2 separate regions of the Homo sapiens genome follow, and region 2 is linked to region 1. The links are chromatin loops, found by intact Hi-C in ENCODE. Cell type or tissue: heart right ventricle. All regions are shown on one strand. Each heading gives the region's core, and the rest is flanking DNA. Links, peaks and the distances in the headings are about the cores only. Region 1 overlaps PALM2AKAP2 (PALM2 and AKAP2 fusion). Region 2 overlaps PALM2AKAP2 (PALM2 and AKAP2 fusion).

What was found. Hi-C counts contacts between places; a loop is a spot of excess contacts. Peaks named below come from ENCODE experiments on the same cell type or tissue, not always from the same donor. Only the 100,000 strongest peaks of a DNase experiment are listed, where the experiment ranks them.
Region 2: it touches region 1 in a loop (2.3-fold over the local background); 26 of 110 quality-filtered maps call a loop at or near these places.

The regions. Positions count from the first base shown.
Region 1 is chr9:110,062,753-110,079,049 of GRCh38, forward strand. All of the region lies in intron 7 of PALM2AKAP2 (PALM2 and AKAP2 fusion), which reads left to right. Among named protein-coding and RNA genes, the nearest start is that of C9orf152, 140 kb to the right of the region's middle. RefSeq lists an enhancer at 6,388-7,587. In heart right ventricle, for the core only: no CTCF peak of the experiment used is centred there; a DNase peak (open chromatin) is centred at 7,272; H3K4me3 peaks cover 451 bases; H3K27ac peaks cover 7,062 bases.
Region 2 is chr9:110,134,710-110,151,006 of GRCh38, forward strand. It overlaps PALM2AKAP2 (PALM2 and AKAP2 fusion), which reads left to right. Exons shown (of 11, transcript NM_007203.5): 8 at 1,418-3,830. It overlaps LOC124902244 (a long non-coding RNA gene), which reads left to right and starts at 15,024. Exons shown (of 2, transcript XR_007061727.1): 1 at 15,024-16,297. RefSeq lists an enhancer at 13,723-13,972. In heart right ventricle, for the core only: a CTCF peak has its summit at 8,385 (motif pointing left); a DNase peak (open chromatin) is centred at 6,837; H3K27ac peaks cover 5,131 bases.

The DNA.
Region 1 (16,297 bases), core at 3,385-11,384:
TTTCTCATATAGTTGTAAAAGGAAGTTAAATTTTGGGACCCCAAACTCATTTAGCCAAAGGGAAAAGTCAAGCTGAGAACTGGGTCACGCAAACCTGCCTCCCCTCTTTGGTTCCTAAATAAGATGGCTACAAGATGAAAAAATACCTGCCTTCCCTATATTTTGCCCACAGGGAAATTCCTGGTGAGCTGTTAAAACTTCACCATGGCAATGCAAATTGATAGTTTATCTTATACAGGCGCAGTCACCCAGGCCCTGCCAGACTCAAAAGCATATCTGATTGTTCCCCTACCCCATTTTGTCTGTGCTATCTTATGTAAAATGCAGATTCTCCACATTTTTTCCTCTGCCCCTTTTGTTTATGTGAAAACTGTGTGCTTCTCAATATCCCACCTTTTCTCCTTTAAATTTGGAATCCTCAAAATCATCTCTGGAGAAAGGCATACATCTGTCTCCCAGGCATGTTCTTAACTTTGGCAAATAAATCTAAAATGATTGAGATTTGTCTTGTCATTTTCTTCCATTGACAGAGGCTAGAAGACCAAGATCCAGGTGTTTGCAGGGTTGGTTGCTTCTGAGGGCTGTGAGGAGAGGTTCTGTTCTAGGTCTTGGCTTGTAGATGGGTGTCTTCTCCCAGTGTCTTCACATGGTCTCTCCTCTGTGTATGTATCTGTGTCCAAATTTCTATTTTTTTTTTTTTTTTTGAGACAGAGTTTCACTCTTGTCACCCAGGCTGGAGTGCAATGGCACGATCTCAGCTCACTGCAAACTCTGCCTCCCAGGTTCAAGTGATTCTCCTGCCTCAGCCTCCCAAGTAGCTGGGATTACAGGTGCCCACCACCACGCCCAGCTAATTTTTTTTTGTATTTTTAGTAGAGACAAAATTTCACCACGTTGGCCAGGCTGGTCTTAAACTCCTGACCTCAAGTGATCCACCCACGTTAGCCTCCCAAACTGCTGGGATTACAGGCGTGAGCCACCACGCTTGGCTCAAATTTCCTCTTCTGTAAGAACACCAGTCATATTAGACTCATCCACTCTAAAGACTTCATTTTAATTTAATTACCTCTTTAAAGACCCTGTATCCAAATACCATCACACTCAGAAGTATTGGGGGTTAGGGCTTCAACATAGGAAGTGGAGCAAGGGTTGGGGTAGGGGTGCACACAGTTCATCCCATTTGAGGCTCTTTACCAGTTCATGCAGGCATGGGACAGGTCAGGGAAATCCTTGGTAAGTCTGGGAACCTGGAGCCCCTCTTCTCTGAAGCCTTGCCAGTTCCCTTAGGAGCTTCCACGGACCAAAGTGAAACACCCAGGGGTGGAGGGGGTAAGGAGCTTTTCTAGAACACCTTGCAAATCTTGTTGATGGCTTAGATGTTTACAAAACTCTAGAAAAATCTTATCTCCTTGATATGAGATCCTGGAAGCAAGGAGTTAAAAGCCTGGCTGCCTACCTAAGGAGGAGGAGGAAGGAGTGGAAGTAAACGAAGACATTGATTATGATAGAAAAAATGTTAATAGAAGGCGATTTTTGGAAGCCAAAGAGAAAATTCAGCTTGAATCCCCTAGTAGTGTGTATGCTCATCTTCCCAAGACGGAAGTGCCTCTCCTGTCCGACCTCCTAGCCCAGCCTCGGTCTGGAACACATTGGGTCCTAGGCACCCAGCAGTGAATTGGCTCAGAAAGTGTTTGAGGGCTCAAGTGAGTCCAGGAACGATGGCTCACGCCTGTAATCCCAGAACATTGGAAGGCTGAGATGCGAAGATTGCTTGAAGCCAGGAGTTCAAGCCTGTGTAGTTAGTGGTATGTCCTCAGCAGAAGCCACAGGACTGTGATTTGAAGAGAAGGATATGGGGTTGAACTGCTTCTTACTGCCACGGCAGCTCTCTGGCCCCGGAACTGGGGCAGTTCCTTCATTGTCCCACCTCTGTCATCGCAGGAATCCCAAGCTGTCACACTTCTCAGTATTGTTTCCTTTGCAATTTGATGTGGACTTGGCACATTTCCAAGGTGGAAACGACCCCTCATTCATTATTTTTGGGACCTCGGTGGCCCCGTGATAAGGGAAATGATGGATGCCTGGACTTGTCTTCTGGCATTGCGCACCAGATATCAGGGCCCTCCACAGGACCAGCCTATGAGACAGGAAGAGGCTGAGGTCTTAAAGACATACTTTCTTGGGAGTTTGATGTTTCCTCTTGCTTCCACAGCTGTCAGAAAGGGCTTGTTCTGAGGGTGACCTGCAGGTTGCAAGGCTGTGGAAACATAGCAGTGACAGCGTTGAATGGCTTGTCCCCATCAGTAAGCTTTGGTGTCACACCAGCCGGATGACTTTCTGGTGGAGGGCCAGCTTCCTGCACTTCCGTGACAGCAGCCTGACAGCCCCATGGAGGCATGGCTGTAGACATTAAGACATTTCTGTAGACATTTGTTCTAGTTGTTGTCCTTTTTTGTCTGTTATTTATTATTTATTTATTTATCATTATTTATTTAGAGACAAGGTCTCACTCTGTCACCAGGCTAGAGTGCAGTGGTGCAATCATGGCTTATTACAACCTTGATCTCCTGGGCCCAAGCGATACTCCCACCTCAGCCTCCTGAGAGGCTGGGACCACAGGTGTGCACCACAATGCCTGGCTAATTTTTAAATTTTCTGTAGACAGGGTCACACCATGTTGTCCAGGCTGGTCTCAAACTCCTGAGCTCCAGCGATCCTCCCACCTTGGTGTCCCAGAGTGTGGGGTCTTAGGTGTGAGCCATCGTGCCTGCCCTGTTTTTCATTTTAATTGTGTGACATAAAATGTAAAATGTACCCTCTAAACCATTTTTTAGTGTCCAGTTTTGTGGTATTAAGTACATTCACATTATTGTGCAACCGTCCCCACCATCCATTCACAGAACTCTTTCAACTTGCAAAACTGAAACTGTATGCATTAAGCAATAACTATCCCTTCCTTCTTTCCTCTTCCCCAGCTCTTGGCAACCACCATTCTACTTTCTGTCTCTATGAAGTTGTCTACTCTAGTAACCTCATATAAGTGAAATCACGTATTTGTCTTTCTGTGACTGGCTTATTTCACTTAGCATAATGTCCTCAATGTTTATCCATGTTATAGCATGTGTCACAATTTCCTTCCTTTAAAAAAATTGAATAATGTCCCATTGTGTTTATATGCCACATTTTGTATATCCATTCATTCATTCGATACTTGGGTTGCTTCCACCTTTTGTCTTGCCCTTGTTTTTGAGAGGTTAATCCATCTATGAGGTCCTCCAGGCATCAAAAGAGTTCCCCAGTTCCCTACTTTGGAGAAGTTCACTATCCCTAGCAAAGATGCAAAGAACAGATACATGAAAAAGTAAATCATGGTGCAAAAGTTGTATGAGACAACACTTTAAGATGTATCCTATGAGCGTAGGTGTAGATTTGCAAAATGGCTGGTGTGGAGTTTCTGGAAGAGGATGGCTTAGAGAGAGTATGGACTTAAAGCAGAGTTAAGGAGCCCAAGCTGAAATCCTGGCTTTGTGACTTCCTGTCCTTGTCACTTTGGGTGAATTATTGAACCTTTGTAAGCTTTAGTTTCCTCATCTGTAAAACGCAGATAATAGTACTTACCTCATAGAGTTGTTGAGAGGATTAAGTGAGTAAATGTAAGTAAAAGATGGGCGTGGTGATTCATGCCTGTAATCCCAGCACTTTGGGAGGCTAAGGCAGGAGGATTACTTGAACCCAGAAGTTCTAGACCAGCCTGGGCAGCATAGTGAGACCTTGTCTCTAAAAACAATTTAAAAACTTAGCTGGTCATGGTGGTGCACACCTGTAGTCCTGGCTGCTTGGGAGGCTGAAGTGGGAAGATCCCTTGAGCCCAGGAGTTCTAAGGTGGCAGTGAGCTATGATCACAACACTGCACTCTAGCCTGGGGAACAGACCAAGACATTGTCTCTTAAAAAAAAAAAAAAGTAGGTAAAGATTGAAACAGGCTGGCACACGGTTAGAACTCAGTACTAAAATATAAAGGAGATAACATATTGCCCACTAACATTTTGGCTATTTTTAATATATTGTTCTTGTCTTTTTAATGACCACAGATACTCTTTAGTATCTGTTTGCTGCAGTTTTTGCAGGTATTCATGATGCCTGTTATGCCTTTCCTATTTTACCTCCTTTTCAGATTATGATAGTTTTAGCAAAGAAGTATTCAGTTCTAGAGACTCATTATCAAGGAAAGAGAGAGCTCTTCATTTGGTTTTATCAGATAATAGATAATAATAAATATGGCCTGGCTTTCTTTGCACTGGGAAGATAGAGAATGAGGAAGGAGAATGACTATTAGTCATTCTAACGTTAGTCTGTTTTATCGAACTGAGGAGGGAGTTAGCTTTCTCCAACTCTGGGCAGATTACCGAGAGTAGGATGCCAGGTTACATTCTCTTGGGAGAACAGTGCTATCATGGCTGATCTCTCAATTAAGGACTTCATATTTAGATTATTTAAATCTCAAATATTGAAATACTCTCATTTTTCTAACAATGATAATTAAGAAAACTTTGTAAAGTTACAAATAAAGTGAAATTGAAAAGGTTTGCTGAATGAAGTATTTTACTATTGAAAGGTCTTCTAGAATGTAAGTTTCAAACACATCGTCTGGTTGGTGCATTACTTAATCTATTCCTGTTTGGCTGCTGCTTGGTATTTCCCACGCAGGAGTTCATTGACTTCAAGGCAATTGAATGCATTATTAGCCAGAAGAAGAAAACATGTGAGTCTCCTTCACCCAACAATAGATTTTTTAAAATACATTGTGCACAGTCCTCTTAAAAAAGGCATCAATGGCAGGTGGGTGTGAACAGAGGAATTTCCTCCTCCACCCTGGCTGTTGCTGAGCTGTAAGCTGTAAACATTGTGAGAGACAAAAAGTATCAAGGTCTCAACTTTCTTTCGGATATTGCTTTGTATTTCTGTTTACTAGTATGAATGAAAATTTTCCTGAAAATGCTGGCTAAAACTGAATTTTGGTGTTGTCTTTCTAATGGAATTTCTGATCAACAATTTCCTTTATGTTGGCAATTGCTTAATCTGCTGAAGTAGGTAAGGTAGTTGTGCTGCCTTAAAATTTATTTTTATATTTGTCATTAAAAACAAACATGAAACTTGGAGGTTAATTTTGTCTGTTTAAATTTTGATGCTTTCATTTTGACAAAATCTTTTAAGAATAATGACGAGGCTGCAGTGATTGAAATACAATTTGTGTGGCTTTTAGGCAAGTGAGCATTTAGCAAGTAAGAATTTCCCAGATTGGGTTTAGAGTTGTATTTGCTTATGTTCCAAACTCTTTTTTTTTTTTTTTTTGGTAAGATAATTTTGAATATCAGTAGAACTTGGGGCAGATAGAATGACAGAACATGGAATGTGTAATCCTTTTGGGATTTGTATCTTAGTTAAGTAAACTTTCATGATGGATTAAGGAGGACAAAGTCTCCAGCAGATTTCACTTGGCTGATTTTGTTTTTCTGTTCTTTTTCTGTTTTCCTGATGAGGCTTCTGTACTTCTCCCTTTAAGGAGGCAACTGAATAGCATGAAAATAAGGGGTATGGGTGGTGGTAGTTGCTGAGGGGAATGACAATGGATTTGGTAACACAGCATGCTAATATCATGCAAATAATGAGATGATATAGGAATCTCTGCTCTAGTGGTGGGTCTGAGGTTTGCTCTAGTGGTGGGTCTGAGGTTTTCTCTACTGAGGGCAAAATTGGAGCTTTTTTAAAAAAAAAAAAAAATTTAATTTTTTTTTGAGACAGGGTCTCCTTCTGTTGCCCAGGCTGGAGTGTAGTGGTGCCATCACAGCTCACTGCAGCCTCCATCTCCCCCAGGCTCAAGCGATCCTCCCACCTCAGCCTCCCGAGTAGCTGAGACCACAGGTGTGCGCCACCATGCCTGGCTAATTTTTAAATTATTTTGTAGAGAGAGAGTCTTGCCTTGTTGCCCAGACTGGTCTCGAACTCCTGGCCTCAAGTGATCCTCCTGCCTTGGCCTCCCAAAGTGTTGGGATTATAGGCATGAGCTGCCACACCCAGCCTGGAACTTTCTTAAAAGAGAACTTCTTTCTTGGTTTGCCACACCTCTGGGTTAACAAGGTGCCAGAGATAATTAGCCCTTGATTGGGAGAATGTGGGACTGTTCACTATGGAAGGATCTTACAGTATAGAAATGAAACCCTAGTGTAGGAAGGGAGCTGACATTTTTCAGTGTTACCTTGACTTAATTTGCAAAATGTTTTATTTTCTGAAGCCACAGTGTAATTCACAGATGCACCAAGATCAAAGGTCTCTAAGAAGAAGAGGTTGTGGGGAAAGAGCCCAGTAGAGGTAGGGAGGCCACAATGAACCCATTGAGTTATTCCACCTGTCAAAACCTTGGTTTTGTAAACTGCAAAATAGGACCAGTAATACCTATGATTAGCTGCTGCTGTTACGAATTAAGTTCAGTAACAAGTCCGACATGGCTGGCGCATGCTGTTTTCAATAAATATAAATTCTGCTCCCAACCATTCAACATCAAATGAGTTGATCTGCAAAAAGTGTTTTGAAAACTACAGATACTAATTTTCATTTGTGTATGCCTGTTAGTTGACTTCAAAACATTTGTTTGTCCCAGGAACAGAAGAGAAATATCCTTTGATCATGAGACAGGTTCATTTTTAGTATGTTAAGGCCACTCCATGTCATTCTTGTGGCTTGTTAATGTGGTTAATTGAAACCCTTCCATATTCTTGATGGGGCAGAACCTTCAGCTGTTTTCATGTTCATGTTCAGGGGTGTAAATTTCTAGACGATCTTGTGGGCCTCTGTCAGCTCTGAGATTAAATGACGTGTGCATTTGCTTATCGGATTCTTAACTCTAAAACCCTGGGATGAGGACTAGGAAGGAGAACCAGGAGGCGCTGAGGGAACAACAGCTTCCACATGGCCCATCTGCTTTGCAGAACCTGTGTCTTTGGGGTACAAGTGAGCTGGAGGTGGAGCTGCAACAGAGTGAGTCCCCGTGGTCAGTCACATGCACCGGCTTCCGCCTGGTATGATTTATCAGCAGTGATGCAAACATGATTCAGAGATAGTTTTATAAGAATTTTTACTTCGGTTAAATCATAATCAGGCGGCTATTTCCGTTTTTCTAATGTCACTTGATTAGCTCAAGATGCCCAACCCTTATTGTCCTGACTCATGGAGGGAGGCTGCTTGCTAAGTAATCGTGAGACCCAGGAGAGGAAGAGGGTTGGCGGCCATCCCCACTGGAGGGGCATCCTGGAAAACTCCAGAGAGGGAAGCTTGTGACCATGACTCCTAGCAGAGCGGTACTGACAACCTAGTACAAAACCCATAGTGGAAACACTTTCACCTACTCTCATACATTCATCTTCCCCTGAGAGGAAGCAGAGCTGACATTGTCCAGTCCCATTCTGCACTCAAAGAAATGCAGTCTCAGAGAAGCTACGGGAATGGTTCAAGGTCACATGCTTGCATATGGCAAAATTCCAAATGCAGACAGACCACTGAAATTAGGGGAGAGGGGAGATCTTCTCTTTCTACTTTAAACTATTTTATATTGTTTGGGTAGTTTCCAAAGAACAATGACTATTTTAAAAAGAATTTTAAAAAGTAAATTTAAAAACTAAAAAGTTTTAGAAACTAAATTTTAAAATCTCTGTTTATTTGTGATTATTCAAATTTTAGAAAATGAAAAAAGAGCCTCACCAATTCTTTCAGTCGATCCTCTCATTTTTACAGACCAGAGGACTGAGAAAAGTATAAGTTGGTCAATTGTGATAAGCTGGGTATTGGCAGAAAATCTGTTTTAAAACTTAGTAGGCTCACTGGGATGATTGAAGCTCTGTGTTCTGCTTAATACATGTTTAGCTGCCTGAACTAACTCAGATGACTCCATGCTGTACCATAGAGAGAGGAGCCTGACCTTTGGCTTTGGGATCTATGCGACCCCAGTCAGAACATGGCACTTTTGATGTCTTCATGACCTTTGGCGTGCTACTCTTCCTCTTTGCATTTCTGTTTTTTTCGTCTGTAACTGGGAATAATACCCATCCGGCAAGTTTCGAATTAGAAATTAGAGGCCAGGTGTGGTAGCTCATGCCTGTAATCCCAGCACTTTGGGAGGCTGACGTGGGTGGATCACTTGAAGTCAGGAGTTCAAGACCAGCCTGGCCAACGTGGTGAAACCCCGCCTCTACTAAAAACATACAAAAATTAGCCAGACATGGTGGTACGTGCCTGTAGTCTCAGCTATGTGGGAGGCTGAGGCAGGAGAATTGCTTGAACTCGAGAGGCGGAGGCTGCAGGGAGCCCAGATCATGCCACTGCACTCCAGCCTGGGCAACAGAGCGAGACTCTGTTTCAAAAAAAAAAAAAAGAATTGGTAGAACCCATCTGAAATTGCCACTTTTATAGGTCAAATGGTCGAATATTAGAAATTTCATGTAGTTGAACTCAACATTTAGAGAGTCTGATAGGTACTCAGTAAATAGTTACTATTAGAGATGTAATAGAGGATACAAATAAAATTCTTATGGTTGCTTTAGCGAGGTCCCAAATGTTATTTTCTTCTCCCAAGGAAATGACTAACAGGAATATAGCTTTTCACTTTTTTACATTGGTAAAGATCTTCTCTGACTTTGGAAAGCCTGCCACTTACTGAGGGCCACCTCTACTCATGGCTCCCAGGATGTAGTCTATCTTATTGACGTCTTTGACAGTTCATAACTCAGTTCACTTTCTCCCTGTCTATGCTTGGTCACTTGGATGGATACATGTCCTCTGTAACTCCTCCTTCTTTCAGTTCTCTTTCAATGAAGATCAATTATTTTTCATTTAAGAATCTTCCTGTGCAATGATTGCTCTATGCCCTGATACATAGAAAATGGGCATATTTTCCAATTAGCACTACCATTGTTTCTTGTGGGTAAATTTCGGCTAAAATTATGTCTATAAAATTCCCTTAGACTTAAGTAGTATTATTGAGTGATAGGAGCCTGAGGGTGATTTGGGAGATACTTGTGTTCTGCCCATCACTGTGTTATTAACTAACCTTATATAGTCTTCGTAGGACTTGTTCATATATGTACAAGGTCAGTAAGATCATTCTAAGTCAAACACTTGGCTATCTGTGATTTTCTCACCATTTTGTGTTTATAGATAGTTCAGACAGTGAGTGTTAGGGAAACAGTGAAAGGTGAGTTAGTAGTAGTTCATATTATTAACTCATTTTATTGGAATTTCCAATTTTTCCTTCCCAAAATTTTTCTCTGAACCAGTATAACCCTAAACCTATTGGTAAAATATAGAATCTTAAGCCTATTGGTAAAATATAGAATCTTAACTACATTCCAATATAAAGCAAACTGTTGATGTGGGCAAAAATGAGGGGGAGGAGAGGGAGAAAGAAGTGGAAGAGAAAATGAGAAATTCTAAGTCTTCATCACTTTCCACAGGACTCGGCCATAACCCAAACTCAAGCTGCCCACTGTTGCTTGGGATGGCGGGCTCTCTCTGGACCAGCTCTGTGGCTAAGGGTGGCAAGGGGCCCATCAGAATGGAGCAGTCCCTGATCTATCAGAGGTCTCAAAAAACTGCCTGCTACTAAGCTTGGATCTTTCCAGAATCATGTGGATGATAGAATTTGCCTATAGTGTCATGCATGGAAAAGGAAGAGAAACTAAAGGCAGACTTTAAAGGAATTACTTATCTGTGCCCTCTAGCATCTCTGAGAATTGTGCTAAGGATTTGTTGCAAGGATGGCGGTAGATGAAGAAGCCATTGGTTTGAGTGAGATTTGGAGTTAGGCGTAGTAATCCTTGGGTGCTGGAGTAGTGTCTTGTTTGAGGGAGCAGTGTTCATAGGGCATAAATGCTATAGAGGTGTCTGAACCACCTGGAGCCACAATCTGTCCTCATGATCTTGCCCTTCAAATGCAGCCGCATGCCCACATAACCCACCTTGGGGAGTAGCCAATACTCAGGCTACTCTGTGGGCTGGCATTCTTGGTCTCCTGACTTCTGCCCCAGCTCTACCTTGGTTGATACCCCAAATGCCCCTTTTCCTCTGGCCTACCTAGCCTGCTTTCTCCCCTTCTTCCTTGGTTAACTTTGCACGTGACCATTTTGATTCTCTAAAGAGAATCATTCAATTAGGAAATGGAAATCTGAGGCAATGAGAGAGAGGAGACATGCATCACTATTTATTTTTAGAAACTTCACACAACACCAAGCCCAAACTGTTAAGCATTGCCTTAGGAGAGGTTTCTACCATTGTGCTTGCCAGGTATAAGAAAAGAAAATTACAATTGATTCTGTAATTTCTTTTGTAATAATCATCATAGATTCCAAAACACAGAATGAGTCTTTAGTGCGAAGCCCTGAAGCCTCTGTCTGCAAGTCCATTTTAATGACAGTTTTTGTTCTGAGCAAGAATGCGTCATTGCTGGTCTTGTGTTTTCAGACAAACACAAAGCTTTTAGGAAATAAGAAGCTTAAGTAAAAAGACTACAGGTTGTTCTCTCCTGGGAGTTCCTGGACACCCTCTCAACTGGGACACTTGAAGTGAGCCTCATGACCTGAGCTGAGAATTGCCATGGCTGAAACAGCTTTTATAGGGTGTTTTACATGGACACTTGACACTCTTTGGATCACATTGTGTGTGATCCAGACTCAAGCCAGGGTTAGCCTAGCTTGTTGTTTTATCTCAGTTAAAAGCCTTTTGTTAAGAGAACAAACAAGAAAGTTCAGATAGGTCAAGAAAGCCAGCTCTGAGGATATATCTAGAGGGCAAGTCATATTTATTTTTCAAAGTTTCCCCAGGAATTAAAGGTTGCACATCTAAATGTCACCACTTCTGTGACTTTTGCAGATAAACATTAGATTTACCTTTGGCAAACTGCAGTGTCTACATTATGGGATTTCCCTCCCCAGAGTCTTTTCTCTGGGGAAGTTCTGAAAAATTGTTTCAGGGATACTATAGTTCTTAAATATAACTAACAAACATATTATGAAATGCTGTTAGTTTTTTTCTGGAGGCTGAATATTGATTGCTACTTAGTATACCTTTTTTAATGATTATATTGTCCCACCAGGATATTTACACAGCTTCATGTGTCTTCCCACAAAATACACATGAATTGCAAAGGGAATATAGTAACTTGGCAGTAGAGAAACTTGGCAGATACCACCCTAATCAAATAATCAAATCTAACACCATTAGTAATTGGACAAATTGGCAGTGTGCACCATTTGATGAGATGCACAGAGGAAAACACAGCATCGCTTCTGTGATATTCCTGCACAAATGCATGAGTTAGATCTAATCATGAGGAAATATCAGGTAACCTCAAATTGCGGGATGTTCAACAAAATAACTTGTCTATAATCTTTAGAAGTCCCAAATTAGCTGGGCATGATAGCTCACACCTATAATCCTAGCTACTTGGGAAGCTGAAGCGGGAGGATCCCTTGAGGCCAGGAGTTTGAGGCCAGTCTAGGCAATATGGTGAGAGCCCATCTCAAATAAATAAGTAAGTAAAAGTCATGAAAGACAAGGAAAGACTAAGAAAGTACCCCAAATTGAAGGAGACTAGAGACATGAGACATGGGAGCCTAGATTGGATCATTTTATTAGTAAGAACATCATTGGGACCAAGATTGAAATTTGCATGAGGTCTATGGTTTACATGTAGAATTCCATCAATGTTAATTACAAGATTTTGAGGCTGGACTGTGGTTAGGTGGAAAAAGTCCTTGTTTTTCAAAAATGTACCTTGAAGTATTAGGAATAACGAGGCATTATGTCTGCAAAAAGACTCCAATAGTTCACAAAAAAATTATAAACACACACACGCACATACACATACCATGTAGCATTCTAATTTTTAGAACCAGAAATGAGCTTTTAAAAAGTCACCATAGGCTGGGTGTGGTGGTTCACGCCCGTAATCCCAGCACATTGGGAGGCTGAGGCAGGTGGATCACCTGAGGTCAAGAGTTCGAGACCAGCCTGGCCAACATGGTGAAACCCCGTCTCTACTAGAAATACAAAAACTAGCTGGGTGTGGTGGCGTGTGCCTGTAATCCCAGCTACTTGGGAGGCTGAGACAGGAGAATCTCTTGAACCCAGGAGGCAGATGTTGCAGTGAGCCAAGATTGTGCCACTGCACTCCAGCCTGAGCGACAGAGTGAGACTCCATCTCAAGAAAAAAAAGAAAAAGAAAAAGAAAAAAAAAAGTCACTGTAAGAGATGAATTAGAAGAATGTGTCTTGAATGCGGGCACAATTTATTTTTGTTGTCAATTGACAATCTTGAAAAAATTCTGGCCGAATGTCGGTGTGCCAGCTGTTTCATGCACCAGACCTGTAGTTCACCCCTACTCTTTTACCTGTAGTTCATCCCTACTCTTCTAAGGCTTGAATGGAAAATAATTTCTAATTTGTTGTAAAATTTACCAATTTGGTATTGCTGCTGTAAACAGGATTTTATCTAGGGTTTAGATGCCTTATCTTCAAATTCCACTATCAAGCTAGTACATAAAATTGTTTGAAAACTGAATCAGATGTTTATGTAATTCATAAAAACATATAATTTCCCTCTAATATTTCATTTTTCCTAATTATAAAAATAATGCATGCTTATTATAGAAATGTAGACATAAAAAACTATAAAAAGAAGAAAAGAAAACTCAATCCAAATCTTACCACTCAGAAATGACGTGCCACTGGTAACATTTAGACTTATTTCCTCCTAATATGTATATTTTAAACTGCCCTCATTCTCTTTTTTTCTTTCTTTCTTTTTTTTTAACCTCTATAGTCGCTCCTGTAAAAGCTGCCCCTATGCTTGTAACATTATTCTACAATGGACTTTTGGATCCTAATGTTTTTACTCACTTTAGCATAAGCATTTTCCCATGTAGCAAAATTTCAGATATTTTACCTTTTTATTTTAAAATAATTTTAAACTTAGAAAAGAGTTGCAAGAGTAGTACAAAGAATTTTTGTTTTCTCTTCACTAATTGTTAACATTTCTCATATTTGACATGTTATATAATTTATATATGTCTATATTATATACAGATGCATAATTTTTAATATTTTTTTCTGAACCTTCTAAAAATAAGTTGCAGATATCATGCCCCTTTATATTACTTTATATAGTCTCAAAAGTGTTAAAAAAATTCAGGAAATTTGACATTGATACAATACTATTACCTAATATAAACTTGGTTTTTCAAAATTTGCCAGTTTTTGCAAAGTGACCTCTAGCATTTTTTTACCCCAACACCAGGATCCAATCCTGGATCACACTTTGTATTTTGATATTGTCTCTTTATCACCCTCTAATCTGATAAAGCTCATCAGTCCTTTTTCTTTGTCTTTCATGACATTGACATTTGTAAAGAATATTTTTCCTTCCATGTGAATTAGTCTGGTTTCTACACGTGGTCCTTAATAGCTATAAAATATTCCACCGAATTTTACCTAGATAAATGCTTTATGTTGGTGATTTGATGGTTTCTAGTGTTTATCTTCATAAATAAGGCTGCAGTGAACATCCTTGTATTTATGTTTTATAAACATCCCTGGTTATTTTCTCTCTGATAGAATCCTGGAAATAAAATACTGGGTAAACTAGCATAGGTATATAGGCTCCTGAGGATATATAGGTATATCATATATATTCTACATATATATATATATATATAGGTATATATACCTCCAAAAGGATGCTTTTCAAAAGGATGAAACTGGCAAGAATAAAATCTCACTAGTTGCCAAATGAAACTTCATTTTTGAAACACAGGAGTATAAAATAAAAACTTACAGAATATATCCTATGTTATTATTTTTCAGTTATCTGTAATATTTTGGTCAGATGTGCTTTATTAAGTAAAAATATAGGGTCCCAAATCATGCACACATGATGTTTAGATGCATATGGAAGACCAGCTAGACAAGGCCACCTCCGAGTTTTGTGTGTTGAGCCACTTTTTATGGGTTACTTATTCATTTGAAATTGATCCTGGCATCTGTCAAGGTAACATTACAGTATCACTGCTTGGGGCTCCCTTTCACTTGCCTGTATGGATAGAGCTTTAATGTTTATTTCGTGGGCAATTCATAACCTGTAGCACATGAAGGAGGCTGTCACGCAATGTATACCACCCCTGTGGTAGGCCCAGGACCGGCGTTTGTCTCAAACAATTCCAGTAGGCCTTTTATTCAGTGAAGTGGATAGATTTGGTGGATACCACTCAGTGAGTCAGAGTTTTGGAATCAATGTTCTCCATAGCTCATAGCATAAGCTCTGGAGCCTGACAATCCTGGGTGTGATTCTCAGCTTAACTACTTGCTGTGTGACAACAAGCAAATCCCTTAACCTCTCTGAGCCTTGGTTCCTTTATCTGTAAAAGGAAGACTGTAGTCGTACTCCTCTAATAGGGCGATACCCTATTAGATGTGGATGAAATACAATAACAAATAGGAAGCCTTTAGCATGTTACTTGGCACATTGCAAGTACACATTCAGTGATAGCTTTCATAATTACTATAATAGTACATTCATTTCGAGGTTGTACATTGACAGTGAGCAAAACACTTTAACATCTTGTGACGTGGGCAAGTTCTCCCATTTGACAGATGAGAAACCTTAGACAGAAAGCGGGTTATATGAACTAACAAAGCCATGTGTCAGGTAAACGGTGAGGCTGGGCATTAATCTCACGTCTCTGACTCATGGGTCAGCGGGTCAGGGCTCTCTCTTCAGGATATCCAGTGACTGTTCCATAACTCGTTACCTGGAAGTCCAATGCTGTTTGGGCAAATTTTGAATAAACCCAGTGGTTCTCCTACAGATACATCTTGATTTAGAATAGGCATTAGCAAATGTTTTCTGCAAAGGGCCAGACAGAAAATATTGTAGGTCTTAGCCGAGTGCAGTGGCTCACGCCTGTAATCCCAGCACTTTGGGAGGCCGAGGTGGTCGGATCACGAGGTCAGGAGTTCGAGACCAGCCTGACCAACATGGTGAAACGCTGTCTCTACTAAAAATACAAAAATTAGCTGGGCGTGGTGGTGTACGCCTGTAATCCTAGCTACTCAGGAGGCTGAGACAGGAGAATCGCTTGAACCCAGGAGGCAGAGGTTTCAGTGAGCCGAGATCGCGCTACTGCACTCCAGCCTGGGTGACAGAGTGAGACTCAGTCTCAAAAAAAAAAAAAAAGAAAGAAAGAAAATACTGTAGGCCTTGCAGGCCATATGGTCTCTGTTATAACTACATTTCTCAACTTTGCTGCTCAAACTTGAAAACAGCCTTAGACAATATGTAAATGAATAGGCGTGGCTGTGTTATAATAAAACTATTTACTAGAACCAGCGGCGACCAGATTTGGCACATGGGCTGTCTTTATCAACCCCTGATTTAGACAGGGTGTATTCTGGCAGGGGGCACATGCATTTCATTATATTAGTTACATGACAACCTTCTTTTGAGTTCTTAGACATAGTGAAGAACACTCCAGAACCTTGAGTCTGGCATGTAGTAGGTATTTGGTCACTGTTTGCTGAATACAGGAAAGCTTCTCTGTCTATATTTTCCTATGGTGAATTTTTCTGAATTTATGTATTCTTATCTATTTTTAAATAACTGTTTTATTTTAGCACTTATGAATTTTTAAGTTTTGTTTTTGTTTCACATTGTTCTGAAAGGACATTAAAAGCAGATCGGGAAAAGAGCATTTAGCCCCAAATGTAGGTTTAAACATATTTTCAGATATTCTTAGTGTTTGTCGTGTATCAGTTTGTTATTTTATTTTCATTCTCTTGCACTGAGGGTAATTTCCAATAAAAACTCTGGAGAATTTAGACAGCTTTTGTTTTAATTAGGAAGCTATTTCACTTGCACTCTTGTACTACTGTTGACTCAAATAATTAACAGTAATGGCTGAATAATTTGTTCTTTAAAAGTAAACAACCTCCCTTTGTAATCTAGAAAAGAATCAGCTGGTGATACACATGGAGTGTTTGCTCCAAGAACATTTCTCATGGTGTGGAAAATGGCAGTGGTGGCCTCCTGGCTTTCAGGCTGAAATACATTTAGCTGATCTTTGTCGGCAAAGGTGTCCAACAATAGCAACTGCTTATGACAACTAATTTTAGGAAACGTGTGTAGTTAATTTGAAATATCGCCCTGGGCCGTTCAACCTTGGCTGAATAAGGATGTTTTCTTTTAAAATCAGTACTTT
Region 2 (16,297 bases), core at 4,640-12,639, 73 kb after region 1:
GTGGTGTTTTAATATTCTAAGCATTTAAAATTGTTGAAACCTTAGATAAATGAAAATTACACTCTCTTGCAATTTTGCATTGTCCTATGTCAATAATACCAGGCACATTATAAACTTGAGACAGGGAAACAAAGCCAACCTAGGTGTTGTAAGGTCCTTGATGGTAACTCAAATTAAGTTTATACTTTACTGGAATTCTTTGAGATAAGCCAGAGTCCTTTGATATGAAAAAGAAAATCATCTTATAATTTGAAAATTAATGTTTCTAATGCCAAATAACAAAATTACATAGGCTAGATAACTGGTAGAAAAATAAGATGGATGGGTTGGGTGTGGTGGCTCATGTCTGTAATCCCAGCACTTCGGGAGGCTGAGGCGGGCAGATTACTTGAGTACAGGAGTTCAAGACCAGCCTGGGAGACATGGAGGAACTCTGTCTCTACAAAAAAAAAAAAATATATAAATATATATATATATATAAATCAGCCAGGGGTGATGGCACACACCGGTAGTCCCAGGAGGTAGAGGTTGCAATGAGCCGAGATGGCACACTGCACTCCAGCCTGGGCCACAGAGCAAAATCCCATCTCAAAAAAAAAAAAAAAAAAAAAAAAAGCCCTCAAGACAAAAAACCTCCTTCCTTAAAAAAAAAAAAAAAAGAAAAATATGATGGGTTTTAAAACATTAAGAAGATAGGGTTTTCTTATTGAATCACAAACTGAAGATATCACATATAAAGCAGTTAAAAAACTGGAGGAGAGGTACCATTGGCCATTAGTTTTTCAAAGCAGTGCTGACTTCTTAACTAAAGAGTATTATTTTGATGCAATCCCAGAAAACAGAGCTGTGCAGTCAGTGGCTTTGGTGATGGTGTTCATAAGGCACATGGTCAATTACAGCCATGGCAGTGAGGCACTGTAGCCTGTGTGCTGCCATTAAAGGGATCTACTGTTTTCCAGTATTTTATTCTGCAAAGATTTTCCAAAAAGTTTCTTGTCTCCAGAATAACTGCATTACATCTGGCAGAGAGTCATATGTTTTAAAGATCTGTTCATACAAAAGGACCTTCTTTTTGCAATCCTATTAATAGTCGTATTGCACAGCCTGCAATCATTTGCCGCAAAATACTTGGGAAGACTCTGGTACAATAATGATGTAATCTCTTCCACCTTAGTAGATAAAATTTAAAAATGGCACTAGCATGTAAACAAAATGGAATCCATAAATTAGAGAGGATTGGGCACCTGTTACTACAAGAAAATGAACATTTAAGGGATTATTAGAAAATATCTATTCAAAAGAATTTGTCACTGTGGTTTCCATTTTCCTTCCTCTTAATTATGAGTCAGTTTGTCAGCATTCACATCCATAAGAGATGCAGTATTTAACCCTGACTTTTGTTTACTCTTTATTCCAGAAGCCTCCCCAGCTTTCTGAGGATGATATCTGGCTAAAAAGCGAGGGAGACAACTATAGTGCCACCCTCCTGGAGCCTGCTGCCAGCTCTCTTTCCCCAGATCACAAAAACATGGAAATTGAGGTGTCTGTTGCAGAATGTAAAAGTGTTCCTGGAATCACCTCTACCCCACATCCCATGGACCATCCCTCCGCTTTCTATTCACCCCCGCATAATGGCCTCCTTACTGATCACCACGAATCCCTGGATAATGATGTTGCCAGAGAGATCCGCTATCTAGATGAGGTGCTAGAGGCCAACTGCTGTGATTCTGCTGTGGATGGAACGTACAATGGAACATCCTCCCCAGAGCCTGGTGCAGTGGTTCTGGTGGGCGGCCTAAGCCCCCCTGTCCACGAGGCGACCCAGCCAGAACCCACTGAAAGAACAGCTAGCCGGCAGGCACCTCCTCACATCGAGCTCAGTAATAGCAGCCCTGACCCCATGGCAGAGGCAGAAAGAACAAATGGCCATTCCCCCAGCCAGCCTAGAGATGCGCTGGGGGACAGCCTGCAGGTGCCTGTCAGCCCCAGCTCCACAACCAGCTCACGGTGTTCTTCCCGAGATGGAGAGTTCACTCTCACCACACTGAAAAAGGAGGCCAAGTTTGAGCTGCGTGCCTTCCATGAGGACAAGAAGCCCTCCAAGCTCTTTGAGGATGACGAGCATGAGAAAGAACAATACTGCATTAGAAAAGTGAGGCCTTCAGAGGAGATGCTGGAGCTGGAAAAGGAGAGGAGAGAGCTCATCCGCAGCCAGGCCGTCAAGAAGAATCCTGGCATTGCAGCAAAATGGTGGAATCCCCCGCAGGAAAAAACCATCGAGGAGCAGCTGGACGAGGAACATCTGGAGTCGCACAAAAAGTACAAGGAGCGCAAAGAGAGAAGGGCACAGCAGGAACAGTTGCTGCTGCAGAAGCAGTTACAGCAGCAGCAGCAGCAGCCCCCATCGCAGCTCTGCACAGCCCCTGCCTCTTCTCATGAACGCGCAAGCATGATTGACAAAGCAAAGGAGGACATTGTCACAGAGCAGATAGATTTCTCTGCTGCTCGCAAACAATTTCAGCTGATGGAGAATTCCAGGCAAGCGGTGGCCAAGGGCCAGAGTACACCCAGGCTGTTCTCCATCAAGCCTTTCTACAGGCCTCTGGGGTCAGTCAACTCAGACAAGCCACTGACTAATCCGAGACCACCTTCTGTCGGGGGACCTCCAGAAGACAGTGGTGCCTCAGCCGCCAAGGGACAGAAATCCCCCGGTGCCCTGGAGACCCCATCGGCAGCAGGAAGCCAGGGCAACACAGCCTCTCAGGGGAAGGAAGGGCCCTACAGCGAGCCTTCTAAACGTGGGCCCTTATCTAAACTGTGGGCTGAGGATGGAGAATTTACGAGCGCCCGGGCTGTCCTCACTGTGGTCAAGGATGATGACCATGGGATTTTGGATCAGTTCTCAAGATCTGTCAATGTCTCCTTGACCCAAGAGGAGCTTGACTCTGGTCTGGACGAATTGTCGGTGAGGTCTCAGGATACCACAGTCCTGGAGACCCTATCCAATGATTTCAGCATGGACAACATCAGTGACAGCGGGGCATCCAATGAGACAACCAATGCCCTCCAGGAAAATTCACTGGCTGATTTTTCTCTGCCCCAGACACCACAAACTGACAACCCCTCAGAGGGCCGAGGAGAAGGCGTCTCCAAGTCATTTAGTGATCATGGTTTCTATTCCCCTTCCTCCACGCTGGGGGACTCTCCGTTGGTTGATGACCCCTTGGAGTATCAGGCTGGCCTCCTGGTGCAGAATGCCATTCAACAAGCCATAGCCGAGCAGGTGGATAAAGCTGTGTCCAAAACCAGCAGGGATGGAGCAGAGCAACAGGGACCTGAAGCGACTGTAGAGGAAGCTGAAGCTGCGGCTTTCGGCTCAGAAAAGCCTCAGAGCATGTTTGAGCCACCTCAGGTGTCTTCTCCTGTTCAAGAGAAAAGGGATGTATTACCAAAGATTCTGCCTGCTGAAGACAGGGCGCTCAGGGAAAGGGGGCCCCCCCAGCCACTGCCAGCTGTGCAGCCCAGTGGCCCGATTAACATGGAGGAGACCAGGCCCGAAGGAAGCTATTTCAGCAAGTACTCGGAGGCAGCTGAGCTGAGAAGCACAGCCTCCCTCCTGGCCACTCAAGAATCTGACGTGATGGTTGGGCCTTTCAAGCTGAGGTCCAGGAAACAGCGGACTTTGTCCATGATTGAGGAAGAGATCCGAGCAGCTCAGGAAAGGGAAGAGGAGCTGAAGAGGCAGAGACAAGTCTTGCAGAGTACGCAGAGCCCCAGGACAAAGAATGCCCCATCACTGCCCTCCAGAACATGCTACAAAACTGCTCCAGGTAAGTGAGGTGCCTCACATGAGAGACAGATGCCACAGCAGTCTGTTGTTGTTGATTCCAGCTCATGGGTTTCTATGTGGAGCCTCCTCTGTGTGTGTCTGGAATAAGTGTTGGGGGGACACTGGCATGAGAATTCCAGCATACAGGGACATGCAACAAAAGTGTCAAGAGTGTCCTCTAGAAGAACCCTGAGCTTGCATGGAGTTTGCCACTTTCCAGAGGATGCAATAGCTCCTTCTTTGTTGTTCTGCTTTGGCCTTGGTTTATTATAAAGAATTGTTCTCTTTTACTTGAAAGCCTGCCTCTTGTCTGAAGGAGAGGCTGTTTGTGGCATAGAACCAGAGTGGACCCATGTGTGGACTATGTTGGAATCAGTAGCTTGACCCTCAGTATCTAGTTAAACCCATCTGATTTGGGAGTTGTCCTCTACTAACTAACCCCTTCTGAATGCTGGTTTCCTTCCCAGCAATGATAGTCATGGCATGGCATTGCAGACTGGTCCATGCAAAATGCTTTTGTTCATCTTCCGTGTAACTGGGTTTTTCTTCTTAAGTCACCACAAAGCAACTACTTTGGAATCAGGAGTGGACGCATCTGTTCTTGTCATGTGACCCATTTGGAAAAGTTGAATTACTCTTCACAAAGGCAGGTCTTTAATCCCTTCATATTGCCTGGGTGGTCCCTTTTTTGAATACTTTGTATAGATGGTTGATGTTAATTAGAGTGCTAATTATTATTGCTACCATATGGATAACAGTGTGACCAGTTGTTTTTATTTTCCATGTGAATGTGATAGCAATCAGGGATCCACAGATCTTCAGCTATGGAAAACGCTGCTCAAAGCGTGGTCCAAGCTAGTCCAGGAATCATTTGCTACTGGTTCATTCTAAGTTCAGACATCGAGAGTAAGCATTTGAAAACTCCTATTGCAATGTGATATTGTCCTGAAATCCAAGCGTGGGATTTTTGTATTTTACAAAACTATTGCTTCATAATGGACTGGTGGGGAAAAACTGATGCTTCACCAGAGAAAATTTAAGAATCGTTACCCTAAAGGATAATTGTTGACACTTATCTTGGTCCATCCATATCTTAATCTTATCTTGACACTTGGCTTCCATCAAACCTACAATGACTCAAGGTCACTCTTCTCATTAACTTTTTAAAATTGGAAAGAATCTCCAACCTAAAGAAAAGTTCCCAAGTACAGTACAAATGTCTTTCTGTTTTGAATCATTTGAGAGTAAATTGCCAACATGATGCCCCATCACCCCCAATTTTGTAGACTGCTCCCTAATGTGGGTCTCTGATGTTTTCATATGATGATTTTCAGGTTGTGCATCTTTGGTAGGAATACCACCAAATTGATGCTGTGTTCTCACTGTATCCAAACAGGTAGCACGTGGTATTAGTTTGTCCCATTATGGTGACAGGTGTCAACTCTGATCACTTAATATTGATTATGATCACTCCATTGAGGGAGTGTCTGCCAGCCTTCTGCACAGTAGTTACTTTTTTCTTTTGTAATTAATATACATTTTGTAGGGCAATACTGTGGTATTCTGCAATTTTCACCCCATTTCTTATCAAACTTCATTTATTTATGTCGGTATGATCTCATGGATTCCTGTGATATTCAATGGATTCCTGTGATATTCAATGGATTATAATCCATTTCTTTTATTATTTTTATCCGCAACTTGTTCAGTTACAGCTCACGGGAGCCCTTTCTGGCTAACTTGTATGTCCTTTGGAGATGTCCCCGTTTTCCTTTGAATGCTTCCTCAATTTCTGGCATCGCAAGATATTCCAGTTTCATCTTATACTTTCCCAACCCTGAAATCGGTCGTCTCTCTGAAGAGCACTAGTTTCTGATGATGGAGAATGGTATTTAGAAACAAAGATCTGAGTGCTAGCTGTGCTCATTGTTATTGCATTGTCACTAGCCCCAGGCACTCTCAGTGGACAGAATTAGAAATTACACACATCTCTCTTGAAAACCATGAGTTTGCCCTGATGCTTTTTAATTCTTATTTAATAAAAAGTTCATTCATACTTTCTCCCTTTCCATATTTGTGACCACCTTCTTGACAAAAGATACTTAGTTTTTATTATCTGTAATATGTTTATTATTTAACTAGCCCTCCTTCCCCCACACTCCAGTATAACCAGTCTCCTGTTTTCCTCACCAAACTTGGGCTCCGACATCATTTTCCAGGTGGCCACTGCCACGACCCTTCACCAACACCCTCCTTACCCTCCCTGGGCTCCAACACTACAGCAGGTACCATCTTATTCAGCCTGGCCTAGTGACTTTTGGACTGAGTTGTTTGGGAAGGAAAGGAAAGGGAGGAAGAAGAGGAAGAGTGCAGTGACTTTCTTAATATATGCCATCAAATTGGTGATAAAGTTTCAACAAATGAATAATGGGGGGGCGGGCACAAACATTCAGACCGTAGCATGAGTATTTTCAGGCTTCTCTGTCTCTATCTCTTAATCGAACCCCTCACCATATTACCTCCAACTTTATTTCTAGCACATAAACAACTGTCTAATATAAAGACATTTCAATGCTTTCTCCTGATTCCCCCACCGGCTGTTGTCCATCAGGCTTCCCCACCAGGACCGAGGTTGCCTTAAACAAGTCAGCATCCTAAGGCTTGCCACTGGCATCCCAGCAACCCAGTATCAATCTCCCCAGTACTTCCCTCTATGCTAATGCTGATCTCTTCTCCCATATCCCACCCCCATAGGATTGATTTCTGGTCCCTACAAGGGGATGGTAATTCATCCGTGCAAGTCTGTTCCAATCTTGATGTCGTATTGAGTACAATCATGATAATGATATGCATACATGTCATTCCTTCATGTTTATCTCTAGAACATTTAAAGCAGGCACCCGGGCTTCCCAGAATTACAACATGAGTTGAAAGAAACGGAATGTAAAATACAATTTTCTTCCTGTTCATGCCTGGAAATCTTTGGAGTATTGCTTGGCTGGCCAACCTCCAAGTTCATGATCGGGGAGAAGGCTGACACGTGACTCTGAGCAGCCAAACTAGACAATTCATGGCTAGGGTCAGAACTCCTGGCTTCAGTGGTTTTGTGAATGGAGGTGTTACCAAGTTCCTGCGGCACATTTCATATTTCATGCCAGAAGAAGTGACTCCACTAGTTTGTTGTGTGACTCAGATTGATGATTGGATACTAGGTGATGAAAAATATAATTTTTAACTTCTCTGGTAGAAATCATGCTGGTGGCATGCTGGAATCCTAAAACCTTAAAGCAAATAAAATCCACTGAGAGCCAAGATGTGGTAAGGAAGGAGAAATCTTCTAATTCTTTCCATACAAAAGTTATCTAGACAGAAACCCCATCCCCCTGGTGTGGAAATGCTATTTGTTTTTGCTTTTAGTGCTTTTGCTTTTAAAAGATGGACAATGAATGATAGAAGTTCTGTTTTGAAAAGGATATAGTCATTGTTAATGACCGGGTATCTAGAAATTATCTTGTTGGTTCTTATTTTACTTTTTTTTTTTTTTTTTTTTTGAGGCAGAGTCTTGCTCTGTCTCCCAGGCTGGAGTGCAATGGGGCAAACTCGGCTCACTGCAACCTCCACCTCCCAGGTTCAAGTGATTCTCCTGCCTCAGCCTCCTGAATAGCTGGGATTACAGGTGTCCATCACCATGCCCAGCTAAATTTTTTGTTTGTTTGTTTTTTGTATTTTTAGTAGAGACAGAGTTTCATCATGTTGGCCAGGCTGGTCTCCAACTCCTGATCCGCCTCAGGTGATCCGCCCGCCTTGGCCTCCCAAAGTGCTAGGATTACAGGCATGAGCCACTGCACCTGGCCCTTATTTGACTTTTAAAGGAAGAAGCTCCACTTAAATAGAATTTGAGTGACATTTGTTTATACAGAGGTGAATAAAAATGTATAGTCCCTGCTCTCAGGGAACTTAATGGTTCAGTAAGAGAAACAACATTAAACAAATGAGGCAATTTTATGACAGAGAAGCACAGAGACCTGTAGGAGCACAAACAAGGAAGACCATATCATTTGGAGGATAAAGAAAGTCTTCCTTCCTTAGGAAATTACTGTCTAAGCTGAGAACTGAAGGGGTAAAGTTGGGCTCAGGGTGTAGGGGAGAAGGAAGGGCACCTAAGAGAGGCTCAAAAGGAATAGAGAACTTGGCACATTTGAGATATTTAAGAGTAAGTTAATGGAAGAGATTTAAAACAAAACAGAAATAGATTTGGAGCCAGACAACCAAGAGCTCTATCAATCATGTTAAGGGTTGTAGACTTTAGAGTTTACCCTATGGTCAGTGAGAAGCCAGTGAGAGTTTTTAAAGGAGTAATTATCTGAACACAACCCCAAGCTGTCCTGCCTTCACTGTGAGTTGATGGACTAAATGTCTTCCTATTGTAATGCATCCATTTCATAGGCTTGGATTGAGCTCTTCCTGCTTATGAGCACTTCCGAAGGCAGGCGCCATCTTGGTGAACACCCTGTATGTTATGTGAGGGGCCATGCTCCCAATAGTGTGTGCATGTGTGCCCTCTGCTGATGGCACTTAGAATTAGAGACTAAAAGGAAGAAGGCCAGGGGTGGTGGTGCATGCCTGTAATCCCAGCACTTTTGGAGGTGGAGGCAAGAGGATTGCTTAAGTTTGAGACAAGCCTGGGCAACATAGCAAGTCCCCATCTCTTAAAAAAAAAAAAAAAAAGAAAAATTACCTGAGTGTGGTGACACATGCCTGTTGTCCCAGCTACTTGGGAAGCTGAGGCAAGAAGTTTGCTTGAGCCCAGGTGTTCAAGGCTGCAGTGAGCTGTGATCGAACCATTGTACTCCAGGCTGGGCAGCAAAGTGCCAAAAAAAAAAAAAAAAAAAAAGGAGAGAGAGAGAATAAAGGAAGCACCTTTGCAGGTACATGAGCCTGATTTGAAGGGGTAACTCACACAGTGCTGTAAAACACCCTTGAGGAAAGAATTAGGGGGTGGGATATCCAAACATTGTATTGAAGTTGCAGTTCAAGACCTTTTCAAATGTCTTTTCATATTGGGGTTGCCAACAGTTCTCACTTTAGTATCTGTGTCTATTATTAGATATCCTGGTTTCACTTCCAAGTTCTAAGTATGCCAGAGAAACCCAGTTAGGTGATGATTTGTTTGGTTTTTTGAGAGTTTCTGTTTTCATGCCAGATGTTGAATTTATTTACCAAGTCAGATCATTCACCCCGTGAGACCTACATTATGGAGAGTGGCAAAAGAGAAGGTGTAGTTTGCTATTAAGTTCCATAACTTGGGGTATCTGTTCATGTCTTCTAATTTGTGGAAAGATGTGATAGTTATAAATGTTACTTTTGTAAGCTGTACAGGAAGTGTTGACTTCTGCTGCTGTCTGTTTAGATAAGATTAGACATGAGGTGATCATTACATTATTATAAAGATTCTTAACTGGGTCTCTGTTCTTTCCCCTTCATTATCTGCAAATATCACAAAGGAAAGTCTTAGGAAAAATATGTTTGCGACTGTCCACACATTCTTCATGAAGCAGAGCTTGGTGGAGTGTGCCATGCTAAATTAGAGCCACATGAGGCACAGTTTCATTTGAGGTGCCCTCATTGCTCCATGGGGGAAGTCCCTGTGTCAGCATCTGACAGAAGGATTGATGATGAGAGAGCTCTCCATCAGTAGTACACAGTGCCTCTCTTTCCTGCAAGGCAGGCACCAACTGTGCAGCTTGTAGGAGCCCTTCTGGCTGTGTGAAGCTAGCTAAAGCTTATTGTGGAGTGTCCACAGATGGTTATTGTCCACCACCATATTTCTAGAACATTCTCTGGTTACAAAAGTCTAATCATGGTAGTTACAATTTATCAAGGCCTTAAAGCTGCATATAATACTAGTTATTTCACACTTGTCATTTCTTATTTTCTCACTGAATCCTCCCAACAGCCCTCTAAGATACAAATTACCTCAACTCTTGAGGCCGGATATATTTCTAGATTCAGACTTTTTCTGATTTTAGAGAATTTATAAAGTATATACTATTATTTAGAAAAGTAATACAATGAACATACTATTATTTAACACAACTGGCAGGTTCTGGGTCAACACCCTGTGATCAAATTAAATTTCTACTCTAAAACTTGAGAAGAAGAATTAGTTACATTAAGTGGGTAAAGACTAGGAGACCTTCATGTCAGCTCATGTCAGGTTTTGCTGCCAAATAAGTTATGAAAAATCTTTCTTTTCAGAGTTTTTTGGATTTGGGAATTATATATGAAGAGTTGTGGACCTGTAATAATATTCTTTTTCAAAGAATTACTACTAGAGCCCAGAGAGATTAAGTTGCCCAAGGTCACTCAGCTTGAAAATGGGAGAGCCTGGTTTCAAACTCAGGCTCTCATTTGTCTCCAAAATCCATCTTCTTTCCCCTACCTTCTCCTTCCCATTTGTTGAGCCTGCTCTATGAGGTATACAGTAATAGCTTCTCTCTCCAACCTGTAGCTCAGGTTCCCTCTACCCTTTCCCAATCTTATGCCCAACCCCTGCATTTTCCTGGGTCCTTCTTGATCCTCCTTTTAGGAGCCACTGTGGCTCTGCAATCCTTCTTTTGCGGTGGCCTGGGTGTATAAATTTGACTCTCAGGGGCCATGAAACAGTGCTTCCCTAGTGACCCAGGATGATTCCTTTCTGCTTTCAGAACTCAATTCCAATGCCCCAAATTACAGTAGGCAAAAGCACTCGGGCTGTCCAAAGATCTGAGCGGATAGCCAAGGGACTAACTTAGTCCACATCAGCCATCTAGCCTAGCTGCTCTTGTGAGTTCTTTTTGAAAGTTATTTCCCAGGAAGAAGCTCTGCCATTTACTCCAGAAACAGGTTCATTCCTTGAAAACTTCGAAAGAACTGGGTACTCAAGCAAGGAAGAAATTTTTAAATTTGAGGATGAGCAGGGATAAGTGTTCATTATTCTGTTAACTAAACATGAACATTTTTGGTGTACTAGGGTCAAAGTCAACTAAGTTAGTTGACTGGTGATCATTGAGCACCATGACTACGTACTGTTCTCCTTGCCTTTTAAAAATTGATCTTTCTGCCTTGGCCCAGACTTCCCTGTGTTCTCTTTATCTAAATCCAGCAAGTATGTTTTCTTGAAAAATGCATGCCATTTGGAAAGGAATTGGTAAGAAAAGACTATGTTGAAGCTATGTTTGGCAAGGGGTGAAGGTGTGCAATGAAATCAGGACTTTTCAAAGTATAGAATTCCACATTCTCTTTAGATATTACCCTTAAAGGCTTGGAAAAGACAACTGCCATGGTTAAACCTGCCTGTCAGCCTCACTCTTCTTTTTTTTTTTTTTTTTTTTTTTTTGAGATGGAGTCTCGTTCTGTCGCCCAGTCTGGAGTGCAGTGGCGCTATCTCGGCTCACTGCAAGCTCTGCCTCCCAGGTTCACGCCATTCTCCTGCCTCAGCCTCCCGAGTAGCTGGGACTACAGGTGCCCACCACCGCGTCCAGCTAATTTTTTGTATTTTTAGTAGAGATGGGGTTTCACCGTGTTAGCCAGGATGGTCTCAATCTCCTGACCTTGTTATCCACCTGCCTCGGCCTCCCAAAGTGCTGGGATTTGGGATTACAGGCGTGAGCCACCGCGTGCAGCCCAGCCTCACTCTTGAGATCCTATGGGCCCAGAAGTCTTTATTCTGTGACAAGCCTGCAGTTACAGCTTCTGGGCAGCAGAACTTTGGAAAAAGCAGAACGTTCCCCACCAGCTGAATTCCCTGGTACAAGCAGGTTCTGCTGTTCCTGCTGATTGTGCTGGGTCTTCAGATAGATCCGTGTGTCTGGGTTGGCTCCTGCTGGTGCTGGGCCACCATGTGATGTCCTCATTGCCTACTTCTGCATGGCCTCTCCATGCTGCAAGTTAGTTAGGGGAGCATCTTATGAGGAATCAGACTCAGCCATGCACAAAAACAGATGCATAGTTTTCAGGTGACAGAGAGGAGGTGAATCAAAGAACCTAATTCTTGCAAGTTCCTTGGTAAGAAATAGGAACTAATCAAAACCAGGCTTGGGAGCAGGATGTCCTCTGTGACTGCTGGGGTTCAGGGCAGAATATGACTGTGTCTTTTACCAGCCATAGTTACTTGCTGTGTACTTCCCTAAGGAGACTGGCATTTCAGATCTATTTGATCTTTGTGTGCTACATACTTATGGGGTGGAAGGCTAGGAGGTGAGGTGGGGCAGGGAGAGAGTGTATGGGGCAGACAATTAGAGCACCAAAGAATATATGTGTAGTTCTTGTAACGAGATTTTCTTTCTCATGGCCTTGAAGGTAAACTTAAAAGGGTTCCCAAAATGTGTGTGTATCTAACTCACAAGTATTACCAGTCTCTCTTTTATTTCCCATTACTCAAGTATAAATCTATGTGCGAGGTGGCTCATGCCTGTAATCCCAGCACTTTGGGAGGCTGAGGTCAGCAGATCACTTGAGGTCAGGAGTTCGAGACCAGCCTGGTCAACACAGTGAAACCCCATGTCTACCAAAAATATAAAAATGAGCCAGGCGTGGTGTCACATGCCTGTAATCCCAGCTACTCGGGAGGCTGAGGCAGGAGAATCGCCTGAACCTGGGAGGCGGAGGTTGTAGTGAGCTACAATCCCTACTGCACTCCAACCTGGGCAACAAAGCAAGACTCTGTCTCAAAAAAAAAAAAAAAAAAATTATGTGTGATGGTCAGGGAGAATATATGCTAAAATATGACAGTCACTTCTCTGGATTCATATCTCAAGCTTCATTCCTGACTACCACTTGCTAGCTTTGTGACCAACTTACTTCACCTCTGTAAACCTCAGTAAAATAGGAATAAAGTTATACCAACCTCATAAAAATGTTGAGACAGGGCCTGGTACATAAAAAGCTCCCAGTAAGAGTTATTATTGTTGTTGTCATTACAACATTACAACATTACAGTTGCTCTTTTGTTTTAAGAAAAAGCTTAGAGGCTGATCGCTTGAGACCAGAAGTTCAAGACCAACCTGGGCAATATAGTGAGACCCTGTTTCTACGGGGGGAAAAAATAGCTGAATTTAGTGGTGTGTACCTTTAGTCCTAGCTACTCAGGAGGCGAGGTGGGAGGATTGCTTGAGCTTGAGTTCAACGCTGCTGTGAGCTATGGTCATGCCGCTGAACTCCAGTCTGAGTGACAAAGCAAGACCCTGTCTCTAAAAAGAAAGAAAAGGCCAGAAAGCCTTAGTAGAATTATTTGTGAGTTGCTCTTTTGCAGCAGTTGTGAGCCTGAAATAAATAACCGAACACACATGATAAAATTGCTTTCTATTCCTAGCTGGGATTTTTTTCAGTTACTTCCTTAGAATTAACATTTCTCTTAGAAACTTGAGGTCAGGAATAATGAGTTTTCAGTAGTCCACTATGATTCGAAAAACTAAAGAGTAAAAAGTCCATCATTAAATGTACTGAGTGAATAAAATTACATGTATTACCATAAAAATGTTTTCCTTCTGGGGGGAGGTAATCTTCACACAGCCAAGCCCACCATGCTAGTAGAAATGTATTTGAAGAGAGGATCTTGGTGGAGAATTACTATTCACCATAATTTTCATTCTTACTGTTTTAATTAACTTTTTTCCTTTTTGGCCTTAAACTCTGCTTGCCCTGTAAGAGCAGAGTTCTTTCTTTCCTTCTAGAGTTTTCATCATCTTCCAGTTGTGTTCATAGGTATAAACCCAATATCAGCAACTCATCCAACAACTTGACTTACCTTTAAGCAATAATATTTGACAGTTTCTCAGACTTGTTTGCCAAGCAGTGGTATTTCTCATTTCTGAGCTAAGTTTATAATCTGAAGATTCATATCATCACATTCTCCCACCCCTGGGGCCTTCAAAGGAGGAGATGAAAGAAGAAGGGACCAGCTCTTGGTGTGCGGGTCACAGCTGGAACCGCACAAGTCCGTGCACTCTGGGGCTGACAAGCAGGATGTTCCCTTGTACTGAGAGGAAACGAAATTGAAAATGCAAGTCTGAGCTCATTTCTTTCTGGTGACTTGTGGGTCGCTTCAGATGTTTGCAACCTTATCCCAATGCTGTGTGAAGAAAGGAGGTCATTGAAGGAGGCCCTGGCTTAGGCATGTCCTCTGGTGAGTGATTTTGTTCGGTTCAGTTTGGTTTTTAAATACGAGTGGGTGAAGGCTTTTTCTTTTATTTTGAGAAATGTGGAAACAAAGGCTCTTTGATTTAAGACCTCAGACTTCATGCATAGAGAGAGTAATAATCACCCAAATCATAATATCTGACCAAAATTTTCAGGACTTTTGGAATCCCCATTCCTGGCTTTTTAAAAGTTAGACCTGAAATCCAGAAGGAAGATTTGGACAGTCAGGGATGACAATAGCTGTATTCTGAGTGCATGCAGCCTTTTCTCGGGTTCTTTGGGTGGGAGGAATTGCAGATTCTTTTCTCTGCCTCCTGTCAGCACGGCTCGCCACAGATGCCCAAGGGAAATCCATCCGGCCTGGAAAATCCAGAAGCACAGCCAAGGCATGGCTTGCTTTCTCTGGACCACAGAGTGGTATAACTATTTATGATAAATAAACAGGAAACACCAATTTATGCTTTCCCACTCATGATGGGACTAAACTAGCTAGTTTGGAGTGAAACTCTTTGGGCTTCCTTGCTGCTTAGTCTACCTTGCAATGCTACAGTCTTGTGAGCACCACCATTGCAGAGATGAACAGTTTTTTTCCTTCTGAGCTCCTCTGGGTATGCACCGCCTGGGATGATGGAAGGGCTTGTGGATCTGCCTAGTCCATAAAAGTTAAAGCAAGCAGGTTTACCTGCTTTTCTCAGCGTGGGCTAATAATATTTACAAGAAAACTTTTCTGGTTTGTTTTATATTTTAAAATTAATTTGTGCTGATTGTAGAAAAAAATGTAAAAAGAATCAAAAGTGATTCATAATCCTACTCCCCCAGGAATAACCACCTTTCTAGATTTTCTCCATGCCCATAGGTTCATGGAAGCCAATATTGGGTTGATACTTGCATTCGTTTCTATTGCTGCTATGACAAATTACCACAAATATAGTAGCTTAAAAAATATGCATTTAGCCAGGCACAGTGGCTCATGCCTGTAATGCCAGCACTTTGGGAAGCTGAGGCTAGAGAATCTCTTGAGCCCAGGAGTTCAAGCCCTGGGCAACATAGTGAGACCTTGTCTCTAATAATAATAATTTTTAAAAATACACATGCATTATCTTACAGCTTTAGAAGGCAGAAGTCTGAAATTCATCTGCTATGGATGACTATCTGACCAAAATAATTTTCAGAACTTTTGGAATCCCCATTCTTGGCTTTTTAAAAGTTAGACCTGAAATCCAAAAGGAGGATTGAGACCAGCCTGGTCTCAATTGAGACCCCTGTCCCGCAAATTCGTATACTGAAGTCTTAACCCTCAGTGTGGTGGTGTTTGGAGGTGGGCCCTTTGGGATATAATTAGGTTTACATGAAGTCACAGAGTGGAGCCCTCATGACAGGATCAATGCCCTTGTAAGAAGAGATATCAGACAGCTTCTCTCCCCACCATGTGTGGACACAGCAAGAGGGCAGCTGTCTGCAATCCAGGGAGAGAGCCTTCAGCAGAAACCGACCATTCTGGCACCTCGATCTTGGACTTCCAGACTCTAAAGTTGTGAGAAAATAAGTGCGTGTTGTTCAAACCATCCAGTCTATGGTATTTTATGGCAGCTCAAACAAACCTAAGACTGGGCTAAAATCAAGGTGTCAGTGGGTAGTGTTCCTTCTAGTGGCTCTGGGGAAGAGTTCACTTTCTTCCCTCTTTCGTTCTGTATGCTGCCTACATTCCTTGGCTCATGGCCCCTTCCTCCATCTTCAAGGCCAGCAGTGCAGCATCTTCAGATCTCTCTCTCTCTCTCGCTGACCCTCCTAGTTCCCTCCTACAATTACATCAGACCCAACTGGATATTTCAGGATAGCTTTCCCATCTCAAGTACCTAAACTTAATCACAACTGCAAAGTTCTTTTTACCTCTAAAGCAACGTATTACAGGTTTTGGGGATTAGGACTTGGACATTGTTGGTGAGGCCATTGTTCTGCCCACCACAGGAGGCAACATATAGTGTTCATCTTATGCTGATTGAGTGTCTGCCATGTGCTATGCACTTTTGCTTTCTTTCACACAGTTAAGAAGTGGTGAACTAGGATTTGAACCCAGGCAGTCTGGCTCTCCCGCCTGCACTCTTGAACTCCTGCAATATATCTACTTCTGCAGTCTGCTTTTTCTCTTAATATAGTTTGAATATTTTCTCATGACCTTAACCATTCCTCTAAGTTTGAGAGTCTAAAACATCATTTATAATGGCTAACTAATACTTCATTGCCTAAATGAGCCATAGCTAACTTAACCATTCTTCAATAGGAAGATAT